Linked DNA regions of Homo sapiens: region 2 is linked to region 1. The links are chromatin loops, found by intact Hi-C in ENCODE. Cell type or tissue: body of pancreas. All regions are shown on one strand. Links, peaks and the distances in the headings refer to the core of each region. The heading gives the core; the rest is flanking DNA.

What was found. A loop is a pair of places that touch in the nucleus more often than their neighbours do. Peaks named below come from ENCODE experiments on the same cell type or tissue, not always from the same donor. Only the 100,000 strongest peaks of a DNase experiment are listed, where the experiment ranks them.
Region 2: it touches region 1 in a loop (2.4-fold over the local background); 7 of 110 quality-filtered maps call a loop at or near these places.

Annotation. Positions count from the first base shown.
Region 1 is chr2:7,372,982-7,388,431 of GRCh38, reverse strand. LOC107985847 (a long non-coding RNA gene) reads right to left here. Exons shown (of 3, transcript XR_001739269.2): 3 at 9,778-15,450. LOC105373406 (a long non-coding RNA gene) reads right to left here and starts at 8,254. Exons shown (of 5, transcript XR_922747.2): 1 at 5,518-8,254; 2 at 4,898-4,966; 3 at 4,347-4,491; 4 at 3,397-3,584; 5 at 910-1,615. In body of pancreas, for the core only: CTCF peaks have their summits at 8,444 and 10,119; DNase peaks (open chromatin) are centred at 8,421 and 10,131.
Region 2 is chr2:7,195,580-7,211,029 of GRCh38, reverse strand. No RefSeq gene overlaps it. Among named protein-coding and RNA genes, the nearest start is that of GRASLND, 280 kb to the right of the region's middle. In body of pancreas, for the core only: a CTCF peak has its summit at 7,892 (motif pointing left); a DNase peak (open chromatin) is centred at 7,869.

The DNA.
Region 1 (15,450 bases), core at 4,955-12,954:
AAACAGACTAATACACATACTCAAGCATGTGAGCCACTGTCCTAGTTAAATATTTGATACTAATCGTGTACCAATATTGTCTATGATTAAAGAGAAGAAGCTCCCTGCACATCTATTTCACCAAGTAGCTATATTGGGGTAAGAGATAAGCTGAAGCCAGGGGCAAGGTTTTAAGCCAATTATGGTATTGATTCCATAGCCAATCATCCACCCTATAGAGGCATCATATGGAATGCTGGGTCCATGTTTTTAAACAACTTAAGGAATGGATGATGGTCAGGAGGGGGGTCACTGGGAGGCTCTGTGGTGGCAACCAGTGGCTGTGTCAGTGTTTACTGCCTGACAGAAGGGCTGCTTGGGAAAGAGTCAGAACTGGAAGTCTGTAGGATGCAGAGCCTTCTGCGTGTATGCCCCCAGGTCCTCACTGGCTCCCATGACCCTGTGAGGTGGCAGAACAATAGCAGTCATCTCTTATTCCATACTCCATTGACTTTCCTAATTGGTTGATATAAAAATGAAGGCAAACCTAAGGTTGCTATCACAACCTCCCCCATCTTCCCACCCCCACCATCACCAGGCTGGCAGCTTCCAAACCAGCCTTGGCTTGGGAGAACTGTAGACTTCAGGGGTGTATTTGTCCATTCTCTCATTGCTACAGATAACTACCTAAGACTGGGTAATTAATGAAGAAAAGAGGTTTAATTGACTCACAGTTCCACAGGCTGTACAGGAAGCATGGCTGGGAGGCCTCAAGAAAGTTACAATTATGAAAGAAGGTGAAGGGGAAGCAAACAGGTCTCACATTGTCAGAGCAGGAGAAAGAGAGGGGTGGTAGTGGTGAGGGGGTGTTACACACTTTTAAACAATCAGTTATCCTGAGAACTCTATCATGAGGCAGCACTACGGGGATGGTGCTAAACCATTAGAAACCACCCCCATGATCCAATCACCTCCCACCAGGTCTCACCTCCAACACTCAGGATCACCATTCAACATGCGATTTGGGTAGGGACACAGTGAAACCGTATCAAAGGTCAGGCAGGAAAAAGCACATTTCCAATCAGCATGAGGTTCCTGAGGTCTCTAAACTTTCAAAAGGTAAGCGCCACTGAACTGGACTAGGGATTCCATTGCCACCCATGAACACTCATGCCCCTTGGGAACAGCACCCAAGGCAGGTAGACAGTACATGTCCGGTGGGCCTGGATTCCAACTGGGGCTCTCCATTTAATAGCCGAATGAATTTGAGCATTAAGCCTCCCTGAGGCACAGTTTTCTCATCTGTAAATGGAGAGAATTCTATCCAACTCAAAGGATATGTATTAGTGAGGATTCTCCAGAGACACAGAGCCAATAGGATACATAGAGAGATAACAAGAAGGGACTTACGGGAACTGTCTAACATGATTATGGAGAACCGGGGTAGCTGGCAGGGTGACTCAGTCCATGCCCAAAGGCCTCAGAATCAAGGAAGCTGATGGTGTAACTTTCAGTCAGCACTGAAATCCACTGGGGCCAGGAGGGAAACCATGGCACTGTTGCAGGTCTTGGAGTCCAAAGGCCAGAGAACTTGGGCTTCTGATGCCCAATAGCAGGAGGAAAAAGTCTGTTCCAGCTCCAGAAGAGAGAGAGAAAGAATTAGCCTTTCTTCTGCTGTTTCGATCTATCCAGGCCTCAGCCAATCCGAGGCCCACCCACATAGGGTGCCTGCAGATCTTGCCCCGTCCACTGATTCCAATGCCAGTCACTCCTGGAAATGCACTCACAGACACACCCAGAAATAATGCCCCACCAGCTATCTGGCATCCCTTAGCCCAGTAAAATGCACACCTAAAGTTGATCATCACAGAGTGAGAGTGAAGAATAAGTGATAGAAAGGGCCTAAGAAAAATGTTGCCATTGTCGTAGGAGCTCAATATTTTCTTCCCTCTCCTTGAAACTTTGGCGACCAGGACATAAAGGAGGTATGAATTCAAATCATTTCCAAATATATTCTCACATGCTGCTAGTGTCTGGCTCTCAGAATCACTCACCTGTTTCTTCATTTATCTACCTGTTCATCCCCTGCTATCCTGTATGTTATCAGCCATCTCAAAAGTGTGGGCCAGCCTCTGCCATGTGCATGAGAGGCCTGCGGGACAGAGGCACCCGGGAAAGGCTCCTCTCCCACTCCCACACCTCCTTCCCTTAATAGCTCATCCTTCCACCTTCCACCCCTGATGCTGAGAATTTATCTTACTTTTTCTCTACTCAGACATTTAGATCTCTAATGCAGATGGGATTTATTATAATAAACTTTTAAAGACAGGTATTGTGTATCTATTTATTTCCTACTAGAATCCAATAGTCTCTCTCTCTCTCTCTCCTTATTTCTTTCTGTCTCCTTTATCTTTCTGTCTTCCCCCTTCTCTCTCTCTCCTCACTCTTTCTTTCTCTCTCTACTTCTCACTCCTCCATCTCTGTCTCCCTCACCTGCTCTCTCTCTCTCTCTCTCTCTCTCTCTCTCCCTTCCTTCCTTCTCCTGCTCCACAGCCTTTAATAGGGTGCTCTGGATCTAGCAGGCCCTCATTTTCTGTGGTTATAATGTGGATTAGAAAACCAAGAAATGAGGCTGTCTTCCTGGCCTGAAGAAAATGGTTGGAAAAGTGTAAGTAGGAAGTCTCTCAAGTTGGCTCTTCGTCTTTTCTATGCATTTTTTGCAATTATTGTCTATAGTCCATTTATAAAAAACTCTACCTATTGTATAGCTTCAGCTTTAAGTCCAAAGTGCTGCATTTTTTAAAAAACACATCTATATTTAAAGTAAACGCATAGAGATGGATCCAGAAGTTGCAAAGATTATTTACATCAAACCCTGAAGTTGGAGCAGTTTCAAGAAACCCCAAATGCCTGTAGTTTTTCCCTCCCATGTGTTCATTAAAGTCCTGAAATGGAGTAGTCAGACTGCTTGGTTAATTGAATAAGTGGTTATTTGACCAGTCAATGAAAGACTGATAATAACAGATAGTTTGGGGGTGGTGGTGGACTAGGTTGTATTTGCTTGAAACAAACAAATGTAGACCTCTGTGGAGTGGAAACAGTTCACTCTGGTGCCTTTCAGGACAACGTTTCTGATGGTTAAGTTTCCCCAGGGAGGAAACTTTAGGGCACAGCCACACTTCTGCTTTATCTGCTGAAAGCGGTCACCTTATGTCCACAAGTTTTTTTTTCTCCTGAGGTTGGGCACAGCAGATGCTGGATAAATCAAGACAAACCCCACGTTTTACACCCCTCAACTCCCACCCAATGTGCCAGCCCAGCAGAAACATGTGCAGTTTCCGAATAGCACCATGAATTTGCACATATGGTTTTGACGTCCTAACATATTTTTGTCTCCTTTATTTGACTATCTCTTACTTGGTTTTTAGGATCTGGTGGAGAAGCCCTTCCCTTCAGGAAGCCTTCCGGCACCGCGCCCACCCCAGCCGCAGGCTCCAACACCTCTCATAGCTGCTGTCACGCTCCCTGTGTCTTCTTGCCTTTGTGTCCATCCAACTGGACAGGGAACTCCATGAGGCCAGAGAGTGTCTCCCAGCATTATACCCCTGGAAATATTTTTTTTTTTATTTTTAATTGAGGTAAAATACACAAAACGTAAAATTTATCATCTTAACCATTGTCAAGTGTACAGTTCAGTAATGGTAAGTGTGTTCAGGTTGTTGTGTAACCAGTCTCCAGAATCTTTTTTAATTTTTCAAAATTGAAACTCTGCACCCATGAAACAACAGCTCTCCGTTTCTCCCTTCCCCCGGTGCCTGGAAACCATTATTCTATTTTTTATCTCTAGGTACCTCATGTAAGTGGAATCCTATCATATCTGTCTTTCGGGACTGGATTATTTCACATAGTAATACCCTCAAGTTTCATCCGTGTTGTAGCATGCATCAGAATGTTCTTCCTTTTTAAGGCTGAATGACTATTCTATGTATATATCACATTTTGTTTTTTCATTCGTGAGTCAGTGGACATTTTTTGGCTATTATAAGTGATGCTGTAATGAACATGGGTGTACAAACACCTATTCAAAATCCTTATTTCAATTCTTTTGGATATGTCTCCAGAAGTGGAATTGCTGGATTCTATTTTTAACTTTTTGAGGAACCTCTATGCTGTTTTCTGTAGAGGCTGCAGCATTTTACATTCCCACCAACAGTGCATGCGTATTACCATTTCTCCATGTTCTTGTCAACAGTCGTTACTTTCTTTTTATCTTTATAGTAGCTAACCTAATGTGTGTGAGGTAGTATCTCTGGCAAATTTTCAGTGAATGATAAACATGGACCAAAAAAGATGGATTTCAAACTTACTTCTGATGATATTGAAGTGGCTATTTCCAGCATGGATGGGAGGAGACCAAAATGTGTGCACAAAGACAGCTTCTCATTATCCTTAGTGGTTTTCAGTCTTGGTGCTCACATTTGAGAGATCCATGTTGCTTCAAACCCTAAAAAACTGAGGCAAGATATGAGACCTGCTCTTCTGATTATTGCAATGGTAAGACATGAGACCAGGGACTGCTTAATTTCCCACACAGTGCTCTGCCAATCTGCCCTCTCTCCTGTCATTCATCTCATCCTCGGTGCTTTGTGTGAAGGTCCCTGCCCACTGTGATTTCATGAACTGAGCAGACCTAGCTAAAAACTGAAACTTAGGATCAGACCAGAGCAGTCAGAATTCACAATTCACTCCACTTATCCTAAAAATATCTTCTTTCAGTATTGCATCTGCCTCCAAAACTACTGCCCAACCTCCTCCCTTCTCCATTTTTTTTCTGGATAATTGAGATGAGCAAACACTAGTTGAGTTTATCATGGACAAGGCAATGCTCCAGTAAGTTTGCATATATTAACATACTTACCATTTATGAGAACGTACAAAATAGGTTATCACTGACATCATCATCATCGTTGTTTTCTAGATGAGGAAACTGGAACACAGGGAAGTTATGTAACTTGCTCAAGATCACAGTGAAAAGGTGGTAAAGCCAAAATTCAAAGCTAGGCAGCCTGGATTGAGAGTTGGCCATCTTAATCCCAACACAGCTGATAAAATACTCTTACACTATTTCATTCATACCCTTCTCTTCTTTACCAAAATTACTAAAAGAATAGTTTTCATTTGCTTCTTTCATTTCTTCCCCTCCATTTACTCTTCATTCCACCACATACAGCCGTACCCTCTACTCCTGCTCCCTGTGTCTCCTATGATCCCCTGGACCCCGCCCACCAGCCCTGGGCATCACCACCCTCATTTCTAACCATTAGCTCACACTCAACACGCCAGAAATTGAAAAGTGGGAAATTTGGGGAAAATTTTTCCCTAAACCTGCTGCTTGTTCTATCCCCTCTCTCTAAGCATGGTGACGTTGTCCATGCTCTTAACCCTAGCCAGACATCTGAGCCTTATCCTCTCTCACCTCATTTTGATGATGTCAAGACTAAGACTAATGTATTTTAAGTTGGCAAATGTAACTATTACCTTCCCGTTTTAGTTTTGCACTCTTTTTCTCTCCACTTTATGGCAGACAGAAATTTAGTAGCATTTTGAAGGCAGCCATGGACCAGCACTGTCTGTCCCACTGTTTTTCAGCAGACACAGGCATTAATCCAGACCTGGGATTGCCATCCTGTGAGAACACACAAAGGAAGACATTCGGTGAAGAGGTACCCTCTTCCAGAGGTGCCCCAAAAGGGCAGACCATGGCAGCCTCACCTTTCTGGTTTTGAACTAGGTCCCTCTTCTTGAGGGCAGTGCAATGGAATAGAGACAGCACCTCCCTGGGCAGCAGGGGAGCTGGCTCCAAGCCACACGCTGGTGCCATGACCAGCTGCCTACCTGATGCCCCTAATCTTCAGTTCCCTTCTCTGTGAATTGCCAGCATTAACTCTCCTGAATGCTGCACCACAGGCTGCAGCTAAGCACTTTGTGAGTTTCAAGGAGAACTCAGGGGTGAGGGGGTCCTTTCTCCTTGACAGAATCTGCAGACTGTGGTCACAGTTTCCTAGCAACCGTCTCCATCAGGTGGGAGTCACAAGAACACACATATCGGGTGGAAGAGTGGATTTTCCTTTCTCATTTTCCTATGATTGGTCTTAATAATGAGGGAAACCAAAGAACGCATAGGAGTTTTCCTGAGCTATTTCCTCCGCTGATGAAGACGTGGCTTTTCTGTGTCCCCAGTGTCCCCTTATGCACCTCTTGGGACATGGAGATTAAGGAGCAGAAGACATGGGCATTCTGGGCCCTGGGGTCACCCTGCAAGCGACACCTTCAGACCCTGTTTTCCATTCCTCTTGTGTCCACCAGGCCCAATCCTATTCAAAGCTGCTTGGGTCACCTCAGATTAAGTCACTGCTATAAATAGAATTTTGTCCCCCCAAAATTCCTATGTGGAAGCCCTAGCCCGCAATGCGATGGTAGTTAGAGACAGGGCTTTGGGAGGGTCATTAGGTTGAGATGAGGTCATGAGGGTAAGGCTCCCATGATAGGATTAGTGCCCTTATAAGAAACAGCTCTCTCTCCATCTCTTTGTCTTTCTCTCCCTCTCTTTCTCTGCAGATGCACCAAGCAAAGGCCATGTGAACACACACAATATGATGTCTGTTTACAAGACAGGAAGAGATGCTTCACCAGAGCATGACCTTGCTGGCACTATGATCTTGGACTTCCAGTCTCCAGAACTGTGAGCAAGTACATTTCTGTTGCTTACGCCAACAGAAGTGTGGAATTTTACTATGGCAGCCCTAGCTGACTGAGACACTCGCCATTCTCTTTGAAACTAGATGCCACCAATGTGAAAGTCCTTACATTTTCCTGTGAAGTCTCCACATGTGCATGCTGAGCTCCTGAGAACAGACCCTGTCTTATATGTGACTCTAGTCACAGGCACTTCTGAGTACCTGCTCTGTTAGCCACTGTGCTAGAGGGAACTGAGATGAATCCTGCCTCATGGAATCCAGAGGAGATAGCTGTGCATGCTAAGAACTAGAATGATACACAGAATGCCAGGCAACCTCCACTATAAATGGTATGAAGGGCCTGATTCTTAGAACTTCTTTATCAGGTTTGCTTTACTGATTGAAAAACAATCTAGAATATCAGTGTAAAAAGTTAAAAAAAAAAAAAGAGTTTAGAGGAATAGAGTTTGCCCAAGACAGTTAGAGGATACAGTCCCCAAGACCTCTCTTACTTCTGACATGAACCTCAAGGTTGGCGGGGGGATCCACAAACTACCCTCAGTTTTGAAAATTTACTAGAAGGGCTCACAGAACAGTTACACCCATGGCTTTGGTTTATTGCAGGGAAAGGATACAGATTAAAATCAGCCAGAGGAAGAGATGCTTAGGGCAGAGTCTGAGAGGGTTTCAAACAGAAGCTTCAACGGCCCTCTCGCCTTGAAGTGAGTTCACCTCACCCTCCTGGCATCAATGTGTGGCGATAGGCAGGGAGTGCTGTCAACCAGGAAAGCTCTCCTGGGTGTCTCTATTCAGTCTTCCTGGAGCTCTAGTCTGTAGGATTGAATGAAACACTTGAGGTGGTGATTGTTTTGTCCCTGAGTCACTGGATCTGGATGACTCTTATCAAAATTGATGAAGGGGACGATAGGGGACTGGGGAATTTCTTTAATAAGCTGGAGGCAGGAATAAATTGCCATTTAAGCCTCACTCCCAGGCTGAGTCCAGAAAAATTATTTTTAGGTGTGTATCTATGCTAGGCTGTAGGGTAAATACAATAGGCTAGAGAAAGAAAAGTTATTTCTTAGAAGTCAAGTATTCATGAAGTAGGCATAAAATAAAACTATTCAACTAAGTGCTTTGGATACATAGTAGAAAAAAGATATAAAAATATTTTGAATCTAAGAAAGTCAAGACGTTATGTGACTCAAGATGGTCTGCATGTGACAATAGTTGCCAAAGCATGTATTGTGTTGGAACCGCTCACCACACCATCAGCTGAAAGAAGGTTGAGACATTTGGTGTCATATCTAAAGACCTTTTTGATCTGGCCTCGGCCTATTTTCCTTGGGGGTTGAGTGCTTTCTCTCACCTCCTTTGCCTTTGCACATGGTTTTCAATCTATCTGAAAGGAAACGTGAGCCAATACTACCACTACCAAAGTCTTTTGGCCTTATGAGCACCATGTTTTCTCAAGCCTCACCCCATGTATAAAGCCATCCCCAACTCCTCCAGGTATAGTCTTGGGACATTGACTTCCACAGCTGTTCTTCACCTACCTTCCCCAGTCTCCACAGAACCACCACCACCACCACCACCACCACCACCACCACCACCACCACCACCATCACCACCACCATAACCACCACCACCGGCAACTCCAATGTCATGGCTTTCCTGAAGCCCGTGCAGTGTCCCTAGATGGTGCCCCTGCTGCGCTTCCTTCCCATGCTCCTCTTGAGAGAGATGTCCATACTCCCACATGTAGCAGAGTTTATATAGAGGCTTATACTCACTCCACTGCCAGACTGCAATCCTTGAGAAGAAACACAGATGTTTGATTCATTGTTGTATGCCTACAATGACCAGCATCTAATAAGAAAACTAGCATTGATAGAAGGAGAGAAAAGAATAGAGCAACTCTGCAAGAATATAGGTTGAATAAGTATGTGTTGGCTGAACAATGTAATTTTATTAACGAGGATACGTTTTACCACTATTTACATAGAGGCTATTGTACTCTGCTGGAACTCTCATTGCATTAGTTTCCTAAGGGCTGCCCTAACAAAGTACTACATCCTGGGTAGCATAAAATAAGAGGAATGGCTCCTCTCACAGCGTTGGAGGCTAGAAGTCAAGTCAGGGCACTGGCAGGGTCATAATCCCTCTGAAGCCTCTAAGGGAATCTCCTTCCTTGTCTCTTCCAGCTACTGGTAGCCCCAGCCTTCCCTTGGCTTGTGATACACAACTCATATCTCAGCTTCTATCCCCACATAGCTGTCTTCACATAGTCTTCACTCTGTGGACACCTGCCTTCACATTTTCTTCTTTTTATAAAGACACTTGTTCTATTGTATTAGGAGCCCACCTCACTCCAGGATGACTTCATTTTAACTTAACTAATTACATCTGTAACATGACTTAGTTTCCAAATAAGGTTGCATTTTGAGTTTCTGGGGTTAAGACTTTCACATATATTTTTGGAAGACATGATTTAGCTTAATACTGGTTTTACTCTTGCATAGACAGGGTGATTTATACTTTCTTGCAGTGTCTATGTAACTTGAAGCCTTAATTCATTAAGATTAGTGTGATTTTTATTTTGTTACTTTTTCTTCATCCACTCATTTCCTTTGTCACTTTAAAATATATATATATTTTAAAGTTGAGACAGCAGCCAGGGCTGTAGGCAGAGCCTGACTCTGATGGCCCTCTGGCCCTTCAGATGGGCAGTTTCTCAGTGGCAATGACAAGAAACCCAGGCAGCCACACGCACACACATGCCACATGGCTTTGCAAACGAGCGGTAGAGGCAGGAATATCTTCAAAGCATATGGAAAGCAGGGAGATGAGGAGGTGCGCTGGAGCCAGGACAGTGACGAGCTTCGCAGGGCTCTGGCGTGCAGGGGAGGGGACAAAAATAACCAGCAAATCCCTTCTCTGCGGAGAACCACCAGTGAAGAGGATCGACAGACAAGTGACGGGAGGAAACAGGACGTGGATCTGGGCTTGCAAACCGGACAGGTTGTGGCTCCAGATGGCAAAAAAGGAAGAAAAGGAACCATGAGCAACAACAACAGTTTTATTCAGTTTGAACATTTACAAAGTTTTCTTTAATTATTACTCCCTTCTGGGACTCCAGCTGCACAAAGAGTTGAGGGCAGACGCACCAGGGAGGCCGGCTAAGCCAGGAGCTGGCGGCACAGCATCTACTGAGCCCGGCCAGCTCGGGACATGAGTGGGCAGGAAGCTCTTGATTGTGTTTTCCAAGGGACTCAGGTGACAGTCTGTCAGGACGTGTGGCTTGGGTTTCTCTCCCTCAAGGTACAAGTGCTTTGAGCTGCGCTGAGCAGACAGCTGGGCTGAGAGTGGTGTGTCTCACTCCTGGTCAGTCACTGCCCCTGGGGGCAACTGCGTGAACGGCTGCCTGGCAGGATTTTCCAGGCCTCTGGCAAAGAGCCAGAATATGCACTGTGCAGAAGAAGCCAGGCACACTGGATGGGAGTGTGGAGAAAGCAAGAGTGGATGTTTTCAAAATATTCCTCTGCAAAGACAGAAACTCCCAGGGCAATGTCAGTTCCTCACCTGCAGTTGAGTGTGTGTGTGTGTTTGAAAGGTAGGACTGCGCCCTGCCAGAAGTACAGGGGGTGGAGGCTGTGGAATGCAGCCTGAGCCTCGCTAATCTCTGCTCAGAGCCCAGGACAGCTGCTGCTGCTCTGAGAGCCTGGGTCTTCTCATATGCCCCGCAAGTTCCAGTCCTCTGGAGAGAGAAGTCTGAGGTATGCACACACAGAGGGCAAGGCTGCTATCTGCTCGCACAAAAAGCACATTTACCATCACCCAAAAAGTGCATCCCCAGGCAGGCCTGGGCCGCTATCTTTTCAGTTGAAACCATGACAAGTCACGTTCACAGGTGTGGATGCCAACAGATTCTAACCCAAGCATGAGAGTCTTTGACTTGATTAAAATGTTGCACCACATGCAGTAGAGATATATGGTGTTTCTTGGTACACATCTGTATGCATTCCTCTGCCAGTTGCCCATCTTTGCTGCATAATATTTCTCTATGATATGAAATTATTTTAGACTCCAAATAATTATACCTTGCTTTAATGGAGTGTTTTTATTTGAGAGATCAAAATCTTCAGTGCCGTCATGAAATTGTTTTCTTTGTCCTTACAGAATATTTCTTTTTCTCCTATGCATGCCCCACTGCATATAGAGGTGTCGTAGACTCTGAACTCCTTGAAGATATGGTCCAGTCTTAGCATGATCTGTTTCCTCATTTCCCAAAACAGAGCTGGATACAGTAAGAACCCAGTGATTATTTATTACAGCAAACACAATGAGAGCCAGGCACCCTAGGTGTGAACTCAACAAGCCTGTGGACATGAAGTTGATGCTATCAGTCACCAAATAACCTCTGAGAAACACAGAGTACAGAGTCAGCATAGCAACCTCTAAGGGCAGGGCCTGAGTCCCACGAATCTCAAGGCCAAGGTGGTGGAGTGATCAGTTGTTGGTAGGTGTCATCTGACGGGAGGAGTGGGAGCCTGGAGGAGAGGCAGGGTGCCCTGCCAGATAGGTCTTTGACTGAAAGCCATGCTGATTCTGATGACAGTTTTTGGTGATTTTGGATAAATCTCTTGGTCCATCAGGGAAGACATTCCAGGTGAAGAGAATGCCCCGAAAAAAAATGAGAATGGTCATTTCTGATGACAACATAAGGAAGCCAATTTGCAGGAGTGAAATGTGCTGGAGATAAAGAAGTATGTCAGCTTCCAGCAATATCTTCTCCACTGAGCAGGGAAGACCACTCAAGGCTCAGACTCTGAAATGATGTGAGTCTTCAGAGGTTGTACCACTTCCCTAATGAGAACACACCAAAACCTCCACATCAGCAATGGGTCATTCTGTCTTTCAGCTAAAAAAAAAAATCATTGAAATTTCAAAAAAGGCAGTGTAAGGGGCAAAAACATTTTGGATGTTATCATCTCAAAGGTTGCAGCAGATTCTAGGAACAACAGGGAAGTCTCATGTGCACAATGCAGGGGCCCATGCCCTGAATGCTTCAACCAACTCTGGTTTCATAGAGAAAATGGAGAAATGCTCACTCCAAGGCCAGCTTCGATGAGCCTGACATTGAACAAGATACACATGCTGGCTGCCTTGGATGGCAGCTAGGACCGTTCCATTTATTCCAGGGCAACTAGAGTGTGGTCTGGAGGCCCAAATGTCTCTTGTCTCTCACACACTCTGGAGTCTCAAGCCCTGTTGACCACCCGGCCTTTGTATTGGACTCCTTTTATCTCTTCCCTTGGTCTGCAGGCACAGCAGGGCTGCTCAGAAAGCCCTCTCAAGACTATGTTAAGTAAACCGAAATTCCATCATATTACAGTCTCTCAAAATAATGAAGGCGTTCTACAGACCAACATGTGGGTGATTTAGATGCTTCACTGTCAGCCATAGACTGAGGGAAGGTTAGAACTTCTTGTCCTCACTTTGCACAATGGGCAGCAGAGGTCTTGAAGGGAAGAGACACACCAGGGTCACACAAGGAATGGGAGGCAAGGCAGGGACTCTAGGCCTGGCTTACAGCTCCCAACCCAGTGACTTCAGCACCAGATGGTTGCCAGGCACTGAGCATGGTGAGTTCACTGGCAATGAAACAGCATCCCAGGAAAGGCTTCCAAGTATTATAACTAATTAAAGGTTTGCATGAAGTTGGATGGTTGGCATTGAGCTGCTCATGCTTTTGACATTTTTCCAGATTAAAAATAATCCACCATTCATTGTATCAGAGATCTTCCATGTGCCCTCAGTTCTCAAAAGTGATTCCAGCCTTGGTCTCCCTTTTGCTAAACTAGTACTGTTTTGGCCCAAAGTGAAAACTCGGCAAATAAGGCAATTGGAACAGATTGGGATTGCGAGGCAGTTTTTCTTTTGGATTCTTTCTCTTCCTGCCACCTTTTCTCTTCCTCTCTTCTTTCCCTGTGTTGCTTTCCTTTAGTGTGTTACAATCAGAGAGACTGAGGCTCTTCAGAAATTCAGAATTTTGTCCAGTGGAAATACTGGCGTGAACACAAGACTCATTCATTAATTCATTTTGGCATTCAGATGATCAGTTATTCTTTTATTCTTCAAGTCAATAAACAGGCACTGAGCACTAACTCTCCGTAAAGTGTTGTTCTAGGAACCAGAGATACAAAAGGGAGTAGGGCCTGGCTTAGGCTAGACTCTAGAAAATAGAGTCTGAGGCAATGTTTGCATATTATTTCAATCCCAGAGAAGCCAGGATGAAGGAACAGGGCATTGACAAGAGAAGAAGGGCAAATACAAAGTGGGCATTACCCAGCTGACCACTGCTTCCCAGAGACTCACCATGGTTCTGGGCATCCCATGGGACATCTCTGGGTAAAAGGTACAGTAACACCACACCTGGGAGGCATTCAACAGGAAGAATAGAGAAAGGTGTGCTTCCTGGCTCTCCCCAGGCTCTTGGGCCCCATGAGTCACAGTTTGTCTTGCAGGATGTCAGCTCCCCTGAACCTCTGGGCTGGGCCACCTGAGTCCTTGGGCAGCTACTGAGAAAGTGGGATTTTATGCCCTGGATATGGCCATTCTTCTGATTCCAGGATCCAGCAGATAACTGAGGGCATGAAAGACAGGTGAGGCCTGGAGAATCCAAGGTCACAGGTACACAAAGTCGAACAATGGTCTTTAAAGGCTTCAGGGTCAGTGTGGGAGAATGAGAAATAATAACAGTAAACTACTATGTACTAAAGCACCAGCAATGTGTAAGGCACTGTGGTAAACACTCTATATGAATTATTTAATTTAATATTCACCAAGAATAACAGGTGATTTCTACAAATAACGTGGATTAGAAAACTAAAACATATAATACTGATGATTTATCCAGGCTGTTTAGCTGGCAAGCTATAGAGCTGACAGTCACATGCACAGGACCTGTGGTTACTTCCCAGGTTTCCTCCTAGTTATTGCCACAAGGCAATGCCAGTGCTTTCTTAGGGCCCTGTTAGTGTCTTCAGGGGTTAACCCTGAAGGCTGTGGTCTCGGAGGCTATGTGGCAAAGGCATGGATGGTGGCCTCCTCTAGAGCTGCAGGTGCCATGGTCCCCATCACCCTTGGTGCATACTTTGAACTTGCTCTGACAATGCAGGGAGTGGGGGCGGCTAGTGGTAATACTAGAGTGTTTTCTCTAGAAATTTAAAACAAGCAAATGTATTTACACTCTACAAATTCAACACTTAGAACAGTGCAGAATAATAGAGACTTTAGGTCGGTGTTGAGTTTCTGAAGGATCTCCATGTAGATAGGGAAATTTTTCTTCACCAGGGTTCAGAACAAGTTGAGAACTAAAATAAAAGAATGGCAGGTTGAAGCCAAGATAAGCCCTGGATCACTGTGGTGTCTATGTTGACAGACATAGGCAGTGTGAGAGCCCAAGGGTCCTGCTAGGAAGTGTGATGCCAGGTTTAGGCATTTAACTACCATCCCTCATGGAAGCATGGATCTTAGCCTCCCCAAACCAAAGACATCCATGAAGAGCAGCTCCACACCATCCTCCAAGGAGCAGGGGAATAAAAGGGAGAAGTGATTTGGATATTGTTTGATACCCATTCCGGTCCGCAATTTAGAACTCACCAATGTAAGAGTGTTCTGTGAGCATTTAGAGAGGAAAGCAGGATTTACCGAGCTATTTGACTGCATCTGTAAAAGAAGACTGTCTAGGACAAGGGAAGAGAGAGAAACACTCCATCTTGGGCCATAAATTCACTTTGGGACACCATCTCTTCAGTGTGATAACCTGGAGGTCATTCAAAATAGAATATCAAAATAGTGGATATGTTCAAAGCAACATTGTAAGAGAAGGAATAGCATAATCAAATTGTTGCTGTTTTGCTATTTTTTACAGTTTATTATTTTAAAATGTAAGTTTCTGTATAATTTTCACTATTAGAACTAAATATTCATGGGAATCAGTGTTCACTCTTCCCCCCCTTTCTTTGTTAAGTTTTCATTTTATTTTTAATAGCTTCATTCAGATATAATTAACATGCCATACAACTTACCCATGTAAAGTGGATAATTCAATTTTGTTAGTGTACTCACAGAGTTGTATCACCATTATCTCAATAAAATTTAGAACATTTTTATCAAAAAAAGGGGGGGAGAAGTGAGACCCAGAGGCTAGGAAAACCCTTCCCCTGGAAACCATTCCTGTATAACAGTAGGCTAAGCCAGGTTAAAGGGACTACAGAGCTCCCAAGCCATCTAAACTTGATGGAAGCCTATTTATAGCACAAGCCTGGATAAGGGGAATCTGTGAGGGGAGACTCCTGGGGTGAATGTGAGAACATTCCATTTGTAGAGCACCTGCCATGTGCCAGGCTCTGAGCCAGTTGCTTTCTCCAGACCATGTCTAATCTTCGCACACTCTAGAGGTGGGTATTACCACTATTCTCATTTCACAGGTGAGGAGCTGAGCCTCACAGATGAAGTTAAGTGTATGAAGACCACATGGGTAGAGGGACTTAATCCCAAGCCTGGGTGGCTTTCTATGGTCATGATTTTACATGTCTGAATTGCTGGTGCCCATCCAAACTCTGCCAGAGGAGGACTGTGCCCCTGCCTAGATAGAGGCCAGTTGCAAGGTAGAAGCCCCCAGTGGTTTCAGCCTGATGCCAAGGACAGTTTTTTCCTTTACTACATC
Region 2 (15,450 bases), core at 4,776-12,775, 180 kb after region 1:
TGGTCCCAGCAGCACATTCTCATATGGGACTGGATAGAAGGAGAATATGGCTCACCCACTCCATCTTAAGGTGCTGCCCCAAAGTCATATGTAATACACATTTATAGCTCATTAGTCACAGCTGAGCATCACGGCTATACTGAGCTTAAAGAAAAGCTGGGAAATGCAGGGTGTAGACAGGCACATAATAAAATTAGTCCTGTTACTAAGAAGTAAGGGAGAGCATGGGTGAGATGGTCTGTCAGTGGTATTAGGCCACAGTCTCTTCTTGTGCCAATAACCTTGTCACGTTTTTTTTGCAAGTCTACCATAAAGACATAATTCTAGAGTCTTAAAATTGACGTCAGTCTCAATTGCAATGCAACAAGATACAAAACAAAGCACAAAAAAAAATGAAAAGAGCACAATAAACAACAGAATGGTGAAGAAAAACCTGACATGCAGAACCATACAAAAATAGGAAATGTTTTCCTTCAAAACTTACACTCACCCACAAACACACCTCCTTCAAATTTAGTAGCATTGAACAAAAACAGAGTTGTGCTTTGCTGGGGCTTCACAGTCAATATGTAGCATGCCTGCCAGCATTCCAAAGAGGAGCAGGGGTTTGATAAATGGCATTGCATGGTCAACTCAAAACCTCATCATCAACTGGGAATTCAAAATACTGCTATGCTGGCAAGAAATCCTTACTGAAGTATGGCCTGGGAGGAAAAGAATGCAGGTCATGCAGGGGTCCAAGTGGTTTTCTTTGCTTCCTGCTACTCCGCTCTGATGCTGCCCTGGCAGCTGGACTGATTGAGTTCTATCATACATTAATGGGAATGGATGACAGAGTGTCACCAACTCGAGTGTCATATGTGCAGTGTGGCTGGGTCCAGAGGTCTGGGAGATGAAGTATGATGTGCCCATCTGTCACCCGAGGCAAAGATGTTCTCCAACCTGAGACTGTGCAAGGCACCTAGGTCTCCACCTGATGTTAGACAGCCTGTTCCTTTATTTAAAAGAAAAATAACTAGGGCTGGGTGCCAGGGCAGAGGCATTGGCTCCCCACCGCCCTCAGCAGGAAAGCTCATTAGCTTAATCTTCAAGCACTCGCAATTGAAAGCAAGGCAACAAGACAGCTCCAGAGAGAACAGCTAAAGCCCTGGCTCACCTCCTTCAGCTCTGAGGGATTCAGGGAAGCAGGGCAGAGGACCACACCCTAGCTCTTTGAGGAGCTTCTCACTCTGGCCTCTATTCAGATTCCTCCCTTAGGACTTAATGCACATGGCTCACCCCATGAGCCCTTCTCTGCTTGCTGGATCACAGACCTCTCTCTCCTCCTCTGAACTCTGAGCAAGGGTTCTGTGCTGGTTGTTATCTGGTTAAAACATCCTGCCTTGCACGGTTTTAACCCACTTATGCTTAGCGTTCCATTATTGGAACGCTAAGCTTGTGGGAGTTATTTATGTCATACTGCTCAAGGTCATCACCAAGGTCTGATTTTTCACACACACAAAAAAAGTGCACCCTCCAGCATAAATGGGTTAACAAGTAGATGTGCATATTCCAGCTGTATTATTTGAACTTAACCATTGTTATAGTTCTTTATAAACCCCACAGAACTAGCATCTATTTGATGGATGATAGATGGTTGCTTCAGAAAGTTGCTTGGGAGGCTGAATGAACCAATATAAATATTCTATACCTGTCTTCTGTAATCCGAGCCCACAGGAAGCCCTCTGAAGCTGCACCTCCAGCATGCCAGATGAACATTTGCTCTCAGCAGCAGATGGGGTCACATGGGCAAGCTTGGATTCAGAGGGGCCATGGCCCCACTGAGGCACCTACCACTGGCTTGAGACCGGCCTAGTGTAGGATTTTATCTGAGATAAAGAACCCTCAACGCTGAATATAAGTTGGTTACTATCATATTCTTGAGATTTCTTTAGCACTGTAGAACCTGCCTCATCAATGATTGACCCTGGATTAATTTAGCCAGTAAAGTTTAAACAGAATCTGATGCTATCCTGATGCTGGAACGACCCGAGAGTTTATCTGAAGATCAGAACGGCCTCCTGCTCAGCTGCTGCATCAGAGCATGTAAACTCAACGCGGGGTCTTCTGGCCTATATTCTTGGTAAGAACTCTGGCCACTTTTTTTTTTTTTTTTTTTTGCATGACTCTCAGTAGACTTAGCTCTCATTATCTGCATAAGAAGATTCCATAGCAAGTCTTTAGGGCTAAATTTGGGGAGAAATTAGGGGAAGGGGTAGCTGCCATCATAGTGTACTGAAAAATGTTGGCATGAAAAATTTAGTAGCCTTGGAAGATTCAGTGGAATGCTTCTTTGCTGTGGGTGTATACAGCTTGTTAGCCCAAGTTCTGTCTGAACCCAGATGGCCAGGTTGAAATGAAACATGAGATTGGCAAGAGCTCTTCTTCCGTTTGGTGCAACTGTATTGCTATGTATACAGGGAGATTTATGGCTTCCTCTGATGGGCCAACATGTTTACACCTTTCCAAAAGAAGATTCTTTAGAGACAGCCAACAGAGAGTGCTTTAATGATGGCACACACGACAGTGGGCTTCTGAAACCTCCACTGCCCCGGCCCCTGAGGCCTGTCAGCTCTGCAGTTGGCTGGTGTGGCTCTGCTCCCACAGACGGGATTGGGCAGAGAGGCGGTGGGAGTGGGAGGAAGCACGGAGATCTGCTACCTGGAGCTTCCCCAGCTGTCAGCAGATGAAGTGGCCTGATGCAGCGTAGGGCCATGGGGACTGGTTGGAACCATGCAGTGGCCAGGCTCGAATTGCAAAGCTGAAGTTTCTCTGCTGTCTTCTTCTTTTTATTTCATCCTTAACAGTGGGGCCAGTTTTCTGTGTCTAAATACACACATGCTAACTGGGGAGCAGGGACAGGGGGAAGAGAGGACTTTGCATATTCAAAATAATGACAATAAAATGCACCGCAATGTATTTAACCAAAGGAAATCATTGAGATGCTCAAAGACCGTCATATGGTGGAGGGAGAATTCTGTTTTTCCCTAGAAGTCAGTAAACGCACTGATTTGGAGAGAGGATAAAGATTTCTTCATAAAATAAAAAACAGACTCTCCAAAAGGGAAGTTTTACTGGATGAAATCAACAGCACTGTGAGGCGGTGAGTTCCGTGACTGCCTGGCAAGCCTTCTAAGGAGGCCAAGTTATCCTTTCCACGGGCCCTGCAGCCAGGACTCTTGCACTAAGTAGAACATTGAGGTCAAAATGCAATGCAGGCTCAATGACTCCACAGGCGTCTGCGAGTAGAAAGTGAGTGAGACACAGGCCTCATCAACATGGAGCCTGGTGCCTTGCTATAGCACTTGGAGCACAGCCCGTGAGTTCAGCATTGTGGTTACCAGTGCAGACTCAGTAATGCAGCAGGAACCGCCCGCGTTTGTAGAGTACATCCCCTGTGCCACTCACATCATCCCCTGTGCCACTCACATCCCCTGTGCCACTCAGCACTTAGGATGCACTGCGTCATAGGCTCCTGACACTGTGGCTCATACTTAACATCTATTAAGGTTACAGAATAGCAGGCAGAGGACCTGGGATTTGATTCAGGTTGTATGACCCCAAAACACGCTCTAATCACTTTCCTAGACAGCCCATTAGAAGCATCCTTTAACCACAGACTGAACGATCTTTTCCAAGGTCCTATGTTCTGTAACTTACCCGGCAGAGAAGCAGCCAGAAGCTGCCTTCTTACATGAGACTAAGTGCAGCTATTTAATGAAGATGACTTGGGCGTCTAGCGTAGGTTAGCAGGTACCTAGTCTATGAAGACACGGAAGATAGTGGTTTCTCTCACGGGAGCTCAGACGGCAGAAACTACAAATGGCCCCGTTACAGGCCGGGCATGGACCAGGGGTCATTTGTAGTCTGATTCAATCTTCATATCGCACCCACTGTGTAGCTCTTACCATCCATTTTGATGTAAAGATGCTGAGTCTCCAAACATTGAACTAAATGTTGTAGGATTATGACTAAAGAATGGAGCAGAGATTTGCATCTAGGCTCTAGCTAGGACCCGTGTTTCAGCTCGCAGCTCACCTCACAAGCACGTGTATGTCAAGAGCAAAAGAAGATTCCATTGCAGAAGGATTTGGGGAAATTCGAAAAGTCCTGAGTGTAGAAACACCCCTCATTATTTTACAGCAGACCTGGTGCTGATGGGTGAACATGTCACTTGTGAGCTATAACCCAGGGTCATCACCGCTGTCCGTGAGGCTGACTTTGCAGCAGCTGGATGGAGCCAGAAGCAATGAAGTTTCCTGCTTGTCCCCAGCTGACAACGGGGGCACCAGCCTTTTAGTCTCCCCTTCCCAGAGAAGCAGTCTTGGCCAGTGCCTTGGAAACAGGAAGCTCCCCACTCCATGACTGCCCATAGAGCCTGCACAGATGGAGGAGTTTCCTCATCCTTCTGAATGATCTCACAGCCAATTGGCTTGACTCTGCCTAAAAAGCCAAACGTGTATTTTCTGGGAATCACTATAATGTGTTCTCTGCTGAGTATCGCCGGGGAACTATGATAAGAAGGTGTCTGCCACTTTCAGTGATTACATCCCACAGGGTGGAGTCCGAGTCAGCCTCATCATAATCGCTGATATTTGCTCCCCAAGTTGTAGTCTACAAGGAGCTTTAGCAGGTCTTGCCCGAGCAGATTTCCCAACATCCTAGGAAGTTGGATGGACAGCTATCATCTCACTTTATGGTTGAGGCAATGTTGTGGTAAAGTTTGCAAGTGACTTCCTTAGTTAGTTAAAGACACAGCAAGGGTTTGTATCCCATTTTGATGATGTAAGAGGCCTTTTCATACATTGTCACACCAAATACCAGGTAATCATGCCTTGTGCTGAATAAACAACAACAACAAAATATCGGGGTTTCCACTGCCTTCCTTTCTGTTGCATCTGAGTTTCTGGAACTTTATGCTATTGTGTTTGAGCATCCCCTTAGTTAGGGTTATGAAGATGAATTCCACAGGAGAGGAGGCACAAAGGAAGCCCAGCTGTGTGCCTGAACCCCTGGGAGTCCTTCCTTGCGTGTCCTCCCGTGTTGATTGGTGTGGAGAGCAGCATGCCTCTGGCACAGTGCAGTGCATCAATTTTCCTGGCCACGCTGTAGCCTGCACTCACGCCTGCCACAAGCTTAGCTATTCACGGATTCCTCCGTGTCTCATGGCCGTCCTTGCTGATGGACTGCGAACATGGTGTACTGTCCTCTCTGCTTGGCCATAGCAGCTAGCCACAAGGGGATGACTTATCTGTACTAAACCAAGATGGAAAGGGATGGATTCAGAGAAGCTTCTATCCCCTAAGAGAGCATGCCTGAAGGACAGGCATGTTCTGAAAGATAAGAGAGCACCAGCCGGTCAGAACGGAAGATGTTCTGTGGCTGGGGCACAGATTGCAGGGGCGATGGCAGGATGGGGTTGGCCATATGAGTAGGGCCTGGTCTGCTGTGGGAAGGAGCTTGGAATCTGAAGAGGCATGGACAGTTGGTGAACACTGTCAATACGACTTATATAGTGAATACAAGGAAACATAAGAAGGAGTCCTCCTGTCCTCATCTGTAAAATGGAGCTGATATTGGTGGCACCCCATCAGGCTGCCATGGTGACTCAGGGAGGTGGTGAGATAGTTGCACAGAGCAGCTGGGATGTCCCCACATGTGGTGATGCCTCATCCACGGGAGTTCAGTGGAGGCACACTGTGAGCTGGATCCTGTTTTATTTACTCCTCCCAACTGTGTGCAGAAGTTCTTTTATAATAGCTCCACTTCGCAAATGAAAAAAAAATGATGATCAAACAGCTAAGGACAGTTGACTTTGTCAGCATTACACGTGTATACATCTGTCTACAATTAAAGTATTAGCTCCATAAGAAAAAAAAGGGCCACGTTTTCCCTGTCAGCCTCTTCCCTAACACCCACACCCCCACAGTGATTAGGACCTAGAAATCACATCATTTCTTTCATCAACCAAAATATAATGAATAAAAATAAAATAGCAGGGACAATGAACATACTAATGATTTTTTATTGTTTCAGGCTTGGTGCTTGGCACAAGAAATACAAAATGTAATGTTTGTGCTGGGCTCGGTGGCTCACACCTGTAATATCAGCACTTTGGGAGGCTGAGGCAGGTGGATCACTTGAGCTCAGGAGTTCAAGACCAGCCTGGGCAACTTCGTGAAACTCCGCCTCTACTAAAAATAAAAAATAAAAAAACTTAGCCAGGCACGTTGGCACACATCTGTGGTCACAGCTACCCAGAAGGGTGAGGTGGGAGGATCACTTGAACCCAGGCGGTGGAGGTCGCAGTGAGTCCAGATCATGTCACTGCACTCCAGCCTGGGTGAGAGAGTGAGACCCTGTCTCAAAAATAAATAAATAAATAAATAAAAACAATGTTAAGGACATCAAAATCTAGTAATTAAAAGTGATTTATAATTGTAATCCCTGCTCTGGGGTTGAGGGTTACATATTTTTTAGCCTTTCCTCAATTTTATATCTGTCTGTCACAAATTAATGACTAATATCACACCCAGCACAAAGTAAGCCTAAATTTTGGTTTCCATTTTTTCCTTTTGCATTTGAGAAGATATTGAAACAAAAACAATAACTAACCATAATAGTTTCATTTCATCTTATAAATCACTTGCAAATGTTTTCTTTGCAGAAACACTACTTGTTTATATACTGAAACATACTAGAGATGGTCTTATTCAATCTATTCAGCTACTGAGTAGAATTTCAGGGCAGCAAAATGCACTGATTCTATTGGGTGTAAGGATAAATAAAAACCTTTTTTTTTCTGTCCTTCTCTGTCTTTCTAAGGCAACAAATAAATCTGTTTCAGAGCTGATTTTATCCTAAGTTCTTTCTAGCGCCCTTCCCTTTGCAGAAATGTTGTATTAGTCAATGGAACCTGACATTTATATTCATCACTATTCTTTTATGAACAACTCCATGTGTTTTGCTTGCATTTCTCTAAGTTTCTACCCTTAGCTGAGCGGGTCCATATATCAAGAGTAATGTCAACCAGCACGACATCCAACAATCACACTCTGACTCCAAGACTTTTGTAAACAGTCCGTTTTTAAATAAAACCTAAGTTTTAAGGTGAAAGGTTTACTTATAATTTACATGCTATTATCTTAAAAATATAGCTTCAACTTTTAGCAAAAATTAATTGCTTTGTAAATCCTGATTTTCAGAAGCTGTGACATCTCTTCTAGTGTGATGACTGGCCTCTTCCATGATAGAATGGAGAATTTTGTAAGAAGTATGTTTGATTCTCAAGTGGGAAACCTTTGAGTACACGCAGGTCATATCACAGAACAAAGAAACAAATTTAGGCAATTCCAAATTTAGGCGGTGACACTTTCCTACATAGAACTCTTTGTTTAAATATTATTTATGCATCAAGGATTAGCTCATTTCAAGATAAAGTCACTGTTTTCCTCTCCCTTTGGGACTAATAAAATAAAACCTTATTAAATAAAAAGTAATTGACAAATAATTCCTGAGAGCATCAGAGCCACCAACTTGTTTTCCAAAACAGAAAAAACAGTGCTTACATTATTTTATTCTTGTGATGCTATCTTAACTTTGGGGGGGGGAAGGTTAAATTATTCTGAAAGCTATGAACCATCTACATATTTATTCTTTTTAAAGGTTCTGTGGTGTGTTAGCATCTGTATTGCCAGAAAACAAAATTTTCTTCAAAGTTATTCTTGGGCAGGCCTGGGACTCAACCCATATGTCTCACAGTTAGTTGCAGCACAAGGCTTTAATTTATGAGGCTTGTTCCAAACTCGTCTGCAGTGTTACTTGGTTCGGTGAATGTGTTGCGCCACCTATTGGTGGGCCCTCAGAAGTTCACTTTTCATTATTAGACGATAACATGTTTTAAGCATTTCATAAAAATCATGTTTTTTGAGGGTCTTCAAGATTTCAGAGTATCAGGGTGAAGATGAACAAAATATTACTTTCATTAAATTATTTTCTCTACAGTAACTGAAAAGGCATTATTTTTCCACGTAAGTCCTTAGACCGGATGAATTAGTAGAGAGAGACAAAGAAGTATTTTTTCATCCGCCCTAGACTTCTCTTAAAATACCTTTGCTGGCTTTTCTTCTGAGCCGTCTCTTAGGGAGATCAAATACACGTCTGTGCATCGGCTCGTAAAGAAGGAGAAGAACACCATGATGGCCTAAGAAAAAAATAATCACATAAAAGAGTGAGAATCAGGCTCGACTATTTTCTTTCACCATTTGTGGAGATACATACAATTTGAAGACTCAAAATCCCTTGTGGATAGAAGCCGAGGGAGAATTTCACAGTACATAATTTTCAAACAACAAATATCTTTCAGAAAACACCTATACCTTATTATAGCCTTCCTAAAACCACCCTGGCCTTGCTCTCTTACAGACTGCTTTTTCCTCCCCGAAATACTAAATAACTGAAAGCATCAAACTGCAGAAAAGGTTGAAGTTTTGTGCTTTTCATGAAGATTAGGGGAAAATCAACGCAAGCAAAAATGCTATTTCCAGTGATGTTGAGTACCTTGATTCATATCTTCCTTTGTGTCTTTAGAAGAAAAATATCACAGGTGTATACATATGTCCCAACTCATCAAATGTATATATTAAATATGTGCAATTTGTTGTTTTTCAATTATACATCAATAAAGCTTTTAAAAAAATCTGGAATTGGATAAGACAGAGAAAGTACTTTTAGCATTTTCTGTTAATACATCTCCCCAAATAATCACCATTTTCTTCCTTTTTTAATCCTTAGTATAACAAAGGGCAGTTGGGCAGCTATTGATGGGGAAACTCAGCAGTCAACTGGCTTGTAAATTAGAATCTGTGGTTGTAAAAACGGATTTGTATATCACGGGGAGTGGGGAGTGTGTCTGCCTTGTAAATTTAATTAAACAGCAGGTGCAAAAATCAGGTCGTATGGCTTTGATGTGCCCCGTGCGAGGATGACAACTAGACAATGATTCTAATATGAAGAAATTTGCATACATTTGCATTGGATAGCAGAGAGCACTGAGCTCTCACCACTTTCATATTTTATTTCTAGGAAGTTGAATAAGATTTGAACGAGCACTTTCTATTTAGGCATTGCAGAAAAATACAAGCAAGGTTTTAGCAGGAACACAGAAGACCATGTGGACTGAAGCTAAGCTTTCCTGACACACACTTCGAAACACAACCACCCTTGCTGAAAAATACAGAATGCCTAGAAATGGAAAAAAAAAATAGAGAGCAAGGAAGGAAGAAAAAAATGTATTGTATTTCTGGGTTTTAAATCTTTCACAGAGAGTGTAACGTTGATTAAGATCTTCCTTCCTGGGGCTCTATCCTGGGGTGTCACACCATTCTCTGTTTCCACAGTCAGCACTATACATTCAGAAATGATAAAGATTGGAAAAAAGACTTTTCCCATACAGCAAATTGCATTTGATATAAATAGTTTTTTTTTAAATAATGTATTTTCCTGACTTATGGGATAGGCCATATTTTTGATAACAGCAAACTGGAGTTTAGTATAAACATCATTCTTCTGCTCCTTGCGATTTCTTGCTCAGGTATTAGAACACAGTAAATAAACAGTCACTACGAGAACCCAGCATTATTTTTAAGGTGCTGTAGGCACCGTACCTAGCACAGAGGTGCTGTAAAATAGCACTAAAGAAAGAGGCTCCAGATAATTAATCTGCAAGACCCTGATACTCAAGAGTACCCTCTTGTATAATTTTATTCCTTTACAGGTTCCCAGCTCCTCATCAAGAATCATTCTGGCCTCTTTACTCACAGCCACTCTGCATCTCAGTGTCTGGAGTTTCTGGTTCTGAGACCGTAAGAGATTGATCCCCAGTTCTGTAGCACCCTTCTCCTGAGTGGAGCCAGTGTTCTCTCAAGCATAGCAGAGTTGGGTATTCAACTATAAATCCTACCGATCTTTAGGGATGCTAAAAGATCCAACGTCGGAAGAAAAGATGAAACTGGGTTGTCTGCAAATTTGCTTTGACTATTATTTATTGAAACCAAATTCTACTATTATGTATATTTAGGAGACTTCAGACAAGTCAGCTTGTAAATGCACAATTATTTAATTATAACATCATATAACTTATTCTTTGTTCTAATTAACTTGCTAAAAGTCATAAATGTGATAAAAATATCTTATAATACTTAGGAAGGAGGAAAACCTGTTTTGTATTTTTAATCTTAAAGTGCATTTTTCAAACATTCTGTATTCTAATTGGGCATTGAGTTACTTGTCTTCCCCCTTGGGTTGCCAACTCCATGAAGACAGGAACTACTTCATTTTGTAACTACAGTGTCCTTAGTATTTAATCCAGTGTCCAGCATATGGTAGGAGTTGCTAAATATGGTTGACTAATTGAAATAGTGAAAAACTAAGTGAAGATCAAGTATAGGTGCCTAGGCTGTGAAGAGACAGCATGCGCCAGGTGCTAAGAAAAGGTCCTGGTCGTTAGGACGTACATGGTCTGATAGGACGCAGAGACACAGACTCAAAGCAGGACTATGCACAGACATGTGATTCCAGGTTCCAGTGTTTTGTTGAGGAAAGAGAAGGCATTGTGAGGCCCATCATATGAGTAAGTGCGATCAACAGCGACTGCTTGGTAAAGGTTGCTATGGTCCTTATGCAATGGTCATTAATGGTCCTTAAAGTCTTGAAAGGAGATGCCTCCCTGTAATTCAGCTTGCTATTGTCAACCACATTTTCAGGATGGAAGGAAAGGCCAGACAGATATCCAAGTGTCACAGACTAGCTAAGTGTGTCTGTTCAGATTTAGTGGCTCCTCCCATGAGGTCTCTCCTCAACCCTAACAATGTTGAATTTAGCTAGCTGCTGGACGATGGTTGTTTATTGTCCATCTCTACAATGAAGTTATGGGCCCCTTGATGACAGGAACTATATATTCTCAATGCCTAACATAGAACCTGGCACAGAAAACATGCACATCAGTGATTGTCCAGTGAATACCTGGATTCAAGTCATGATAGCAATGGATAAAAAAATGTCCTCTCAAACCCAGGATTATGCAGTATGTAACCACAGGAGACTCTTTTCAACCCAACCCAGCCTTTCTTCTTGGAATAAGAAAGTATGCCACATGCAGCAAGCTATGCCCTCCTCTAAATAGCATTGCTTCACTGCTCACTCTCTTCTGTGCTCCTGATCGTATCACACATATCTCCATCATGGGAGCATTGTTGTGTTTGGCTTCTATGTCAGTCTCTCATATTTAATTGCAACACTGTAGAAAACAGGTATGGGTATTATCTGTCTTTGTGCCCTCAGCACCTTGTATAAAATCTAACACCTGCTAGATGATTAATAAATGTTGGTTGAATTAGTTAAATAAATTAAATGTGAATGACTCAATAGGCAAACATGTCATATTGCTTTGCTTTTCATGTGGGGATCCTGAAGAAGAACATAATCAGAACTTCTCACCCAATACTTACTGTACTGTAAATCCACTCAAATGGATTTCAGGTAGGTCAACAGTCCAGTTATCAGGGCCATCAGGAGGCTGTGCATCCAGGGGTGGCCTCTGTTGGAGAATCTGCTCTTTCCCTTGCAAATGTCTGCACACATATCATTATCTATGTCTGCCATTACCCAAGGACAAGGTCAGAAACTCCTGAAGGAGGCTTTTTTTCCTCAAGATTGCTAACTGAAAAAGAATAATATGAACTTACTATTATTTCTTCCCAGATGCAAACTCTTTCCGCACGCTGGCTTCTGCACCATGCAAAACATTTGATGTATTAAAACTACAGCTTGTCCTGGTTACACAAGTGCCCTCTCCAGTCAGTGAGCCACTGCCTAGAGAAAAAACTCACATCTTTACATAAGGAAGAAAAAGAAGCATCACACAACCTTCAGTTCTTGGTCTAGCAAGCAGCTCTCTTAAGAACCTAAAACTGACTTCTGAATGTAAAGCAAATACTATGATATTCGTTCTGAATTATTGCCACAATGAAATGGTTGGAGAAAATCTGTATCATAAAAAGTTTTACTGTTCTTCTTGAAGGATGACTTTCTTTCAAGCTGAAAACAACAACATCATTGACAAGTTTTACTTCTCAGAATATTCCAAATCCTGAGACTTCTGCATAATTCATAGCAAGCCAGCAGACAGACATGTTTGGAGTCTCAATTTTCTCATGCGCCTAATAGAAGGTGGTTGCAAAGACTGTAATATGCAAGAAAATTTTGAGAAAGTATCCAGGAGTGTTTGGTTTAGACTTCCCCTAAAACATCCATGGGCAGCAAAGTGCCTTGTAAAAAGTAGGTGCTCTGAATGGTTGGATGGACAGATGGATAGATGGATGGATGGGTGGGTGGATGGATGGATGGATGGATGGTTGGATGGATGGATAGTTGGGTAGATGGATGTGTGCATGATGGATGGATGGATGGATGGATGGATGGATGATTGGATGGATGGATGGTTGGGTAGATGGATGTGTGCATGATGAATGGATGGATGGATGGATGGATGGATGATTGGATGGATGGATGGTTGGGTAGATGGATGTGTGCATGATGAATGGATGGATGGATGGATGGATGGATGGTTGGATGGATGGTTGGGTAGATGGATGTGTGCATGATGAATGGATGGATGGATGGATGGATGGTTGGGTAGATGGATGTGTGCATGATGGATGGATGGATGGATGGATGGATGGATGGATGGTTGGGTAGATGGATGTGTGCATGATGAATGGATGGATGGATGGATGGATGGATGGATGGATGGTTGGATGGATGGATGAATGGATGGATTTGTATCCTCTGATTCTCTTTGTGTTTCTGCTCTCCTTTCCAGTGTTGAACAAGTCCCCTTGACCTTCCTTCAGATGGCACAATAAAATCCAAGCTGAGCAGCCTTTAACATTGATCTCAGTCCCATCTTAAGGGCAGCCTACTCATTACAGCTGGCCACCTGATGCTTCCCAGACCCTTGGGAGGCTGGAGTGACATCTGGAAAGCACTTTAAAGATCTTGCATTTGGGTCCTTTTCACTGGAACAGTAGAGAAAATATATATTGTGAATCACAGACATTGATGTTAGCTGCAAAATTTCTCAGTGGAGGCTCAGGCAATTATGAGAGTCTTTAGTGCGACAGATCCTAATGAGCTGAAGAGCTAGTGAATTTCCAAGGGTGAAGACAGATTTTGAAGAAAGAATCTGATACTCCAAAGAATTCTGCTGGGGTCTCGCGACGCTAATGCTACTCCGTCTTCCTTGCCAAACACTTGGTTTGACAGCTGCATTTCTCAAGATGCCTTATCATACAACTGTGTTCACACTGAACATTTCTTTTTATCCTGTGTGTAACGATCTCATGAGAAGGCAATTACTATTCAGGCTCATTGTCTTCAAGATGACTATTACTCTTCACAAATTCCTTTGATTTGATAAGCTGTGTTTCTTCCCTTCATCCCACAATGATTTTCAGCAAGTCTCTTCCAGGTTAGCAGTTATACAGATGCCTGGGGCCATCCCCCCATAACTCTGTGATAAACAGTTTCATTCTCCAAAATGCCACTTGCTGTTCTGACACCTTTAAAATGACAATTACACTATGCAGTCCTCTCTTTATATCTTTGTTTATAATTATGATTTCAAAAGTGGTGGAGATGCATATTTCTTACTTTTGAAACAAATCACAGCTTAGTTTATACTCAATGCTCTTGCCTGACATGGAGCAGAAGTGAGTGAATAGGGTGCAAGGACATCGCAGATTGGAAAGACACATGTGGGTGGGAACAGAAAGACAGCCATTGAAAAGCTTGGTTATTATAGGGAAACACCAGAAAGTACAAAATAGCCAACATGGGAAATCATAGTATTTTGCTTGCTACTTATACTTTCAGTTCCTGTTCCCTCCTTTGTTTCTTGCATGAGCTTTGGAAAGGGCAATACAGATATTTTTCTTTGTCACCCCTTCCTCCTATCATGACTTGAATTTGCTAATAAAACAAGAATCATTTTAGGTCCAAAGGGAAAATTTGCATTGCTAAATATAAGTGGTCCCTACAAGTAAGAGAGCACCCTTATCACTAATCATCAGAGAAATGCAAATTAAAACCACAGTAAGATATCACCTTCACCTGTTAGAATGGCTATTATCAAAAAGATAAAAGATAAATGTTGGTAAAGATGTGGAATAAAGGGGACCCTTGTGCACTGTTGGTGGGAATGTAAATTAACATACCATTATGGAAAAGAGTGTGGAAGTTCCACAAAAAAGTTAAAAATAGAATTATCTTATGATCCAACAATCCCAGTACTGGGTGTATATCCAGAGGAAATGAAATTAAGATCCCTAAGAGATATCTGCACCTCCACGTTTATTGCAGCGTTATTCACAATAGCCAAGAAATGGAATCAACTGAAATGTCCATCGACAGATGAATGGATAAAGATAATGTGAGATGCATGCGTGTGTGTGTGCGTGTGCATGTGTGTGATCACATTGGAATACTATTTAGACTTAAAATAGAAGGCAATCTTGTCATCTGGAACAACATGAATGAATCTGAAGAACATTATGTTTAGTAAAATAAGCCAGGTTTAGAAAGACAAATACCTCATGATCTCACTTATACATGGACAGACATGGTTGGGGAGATGTTAGTCAAAGACACAAAATTTTACTTAGATAGAAGGAATAAGTTCAAGAGATTCATTGTACAACATGGTGACTATAGTTAGTAACAATGTATTGTACACTTGAAAGTTGCTAAGAGAGTAGATTTTAAGTGTTCTCACCACAAAAAATGTTAAGTATGTGAGGTATTGCATAGGCTAATTAGTTACATTTAGCCATTTCACAATGTATACATATTTCAAAACAACATATTGCAATGAATATATACAATTTTATTTGTCAATAAAAAATAAATTAAAAATAAAAGCGAGCAGCCTTGATGGGAAGTGATCCCAGTTGAACCCTCCTCACATGCACTTGTAGTAAAATTATTTATTTATGGAAACTGGGCACCATTGTTGTGAAAGACTCTTTGGTGGCAAACGTCACACATCGGCCTGCACATTAGTACTGCTGTCTGGGAAAATAAAATGTTCCAGGATTATAAAGAATAGGCAAAACAATCATGGAGTTTGTCTTAGTTTGGGTTCTCCTAGAAGCAGACTTGGAGACAAAGGTATGATAGCAAGTAGCTTATTTAAATGACGATCTCTGGAAGCATCACTAGAAATGTGGGGAAATGAGTTAGGAAAGGGAAGGAAACCAAGAACTGGTGTGTCGTGGAGCAGATTCTCACCGTGGGCAATGGAGTCCACCCCACAGTGGTGCTCTGGGAGATGGACGAGATCACACCTCAGCTCCA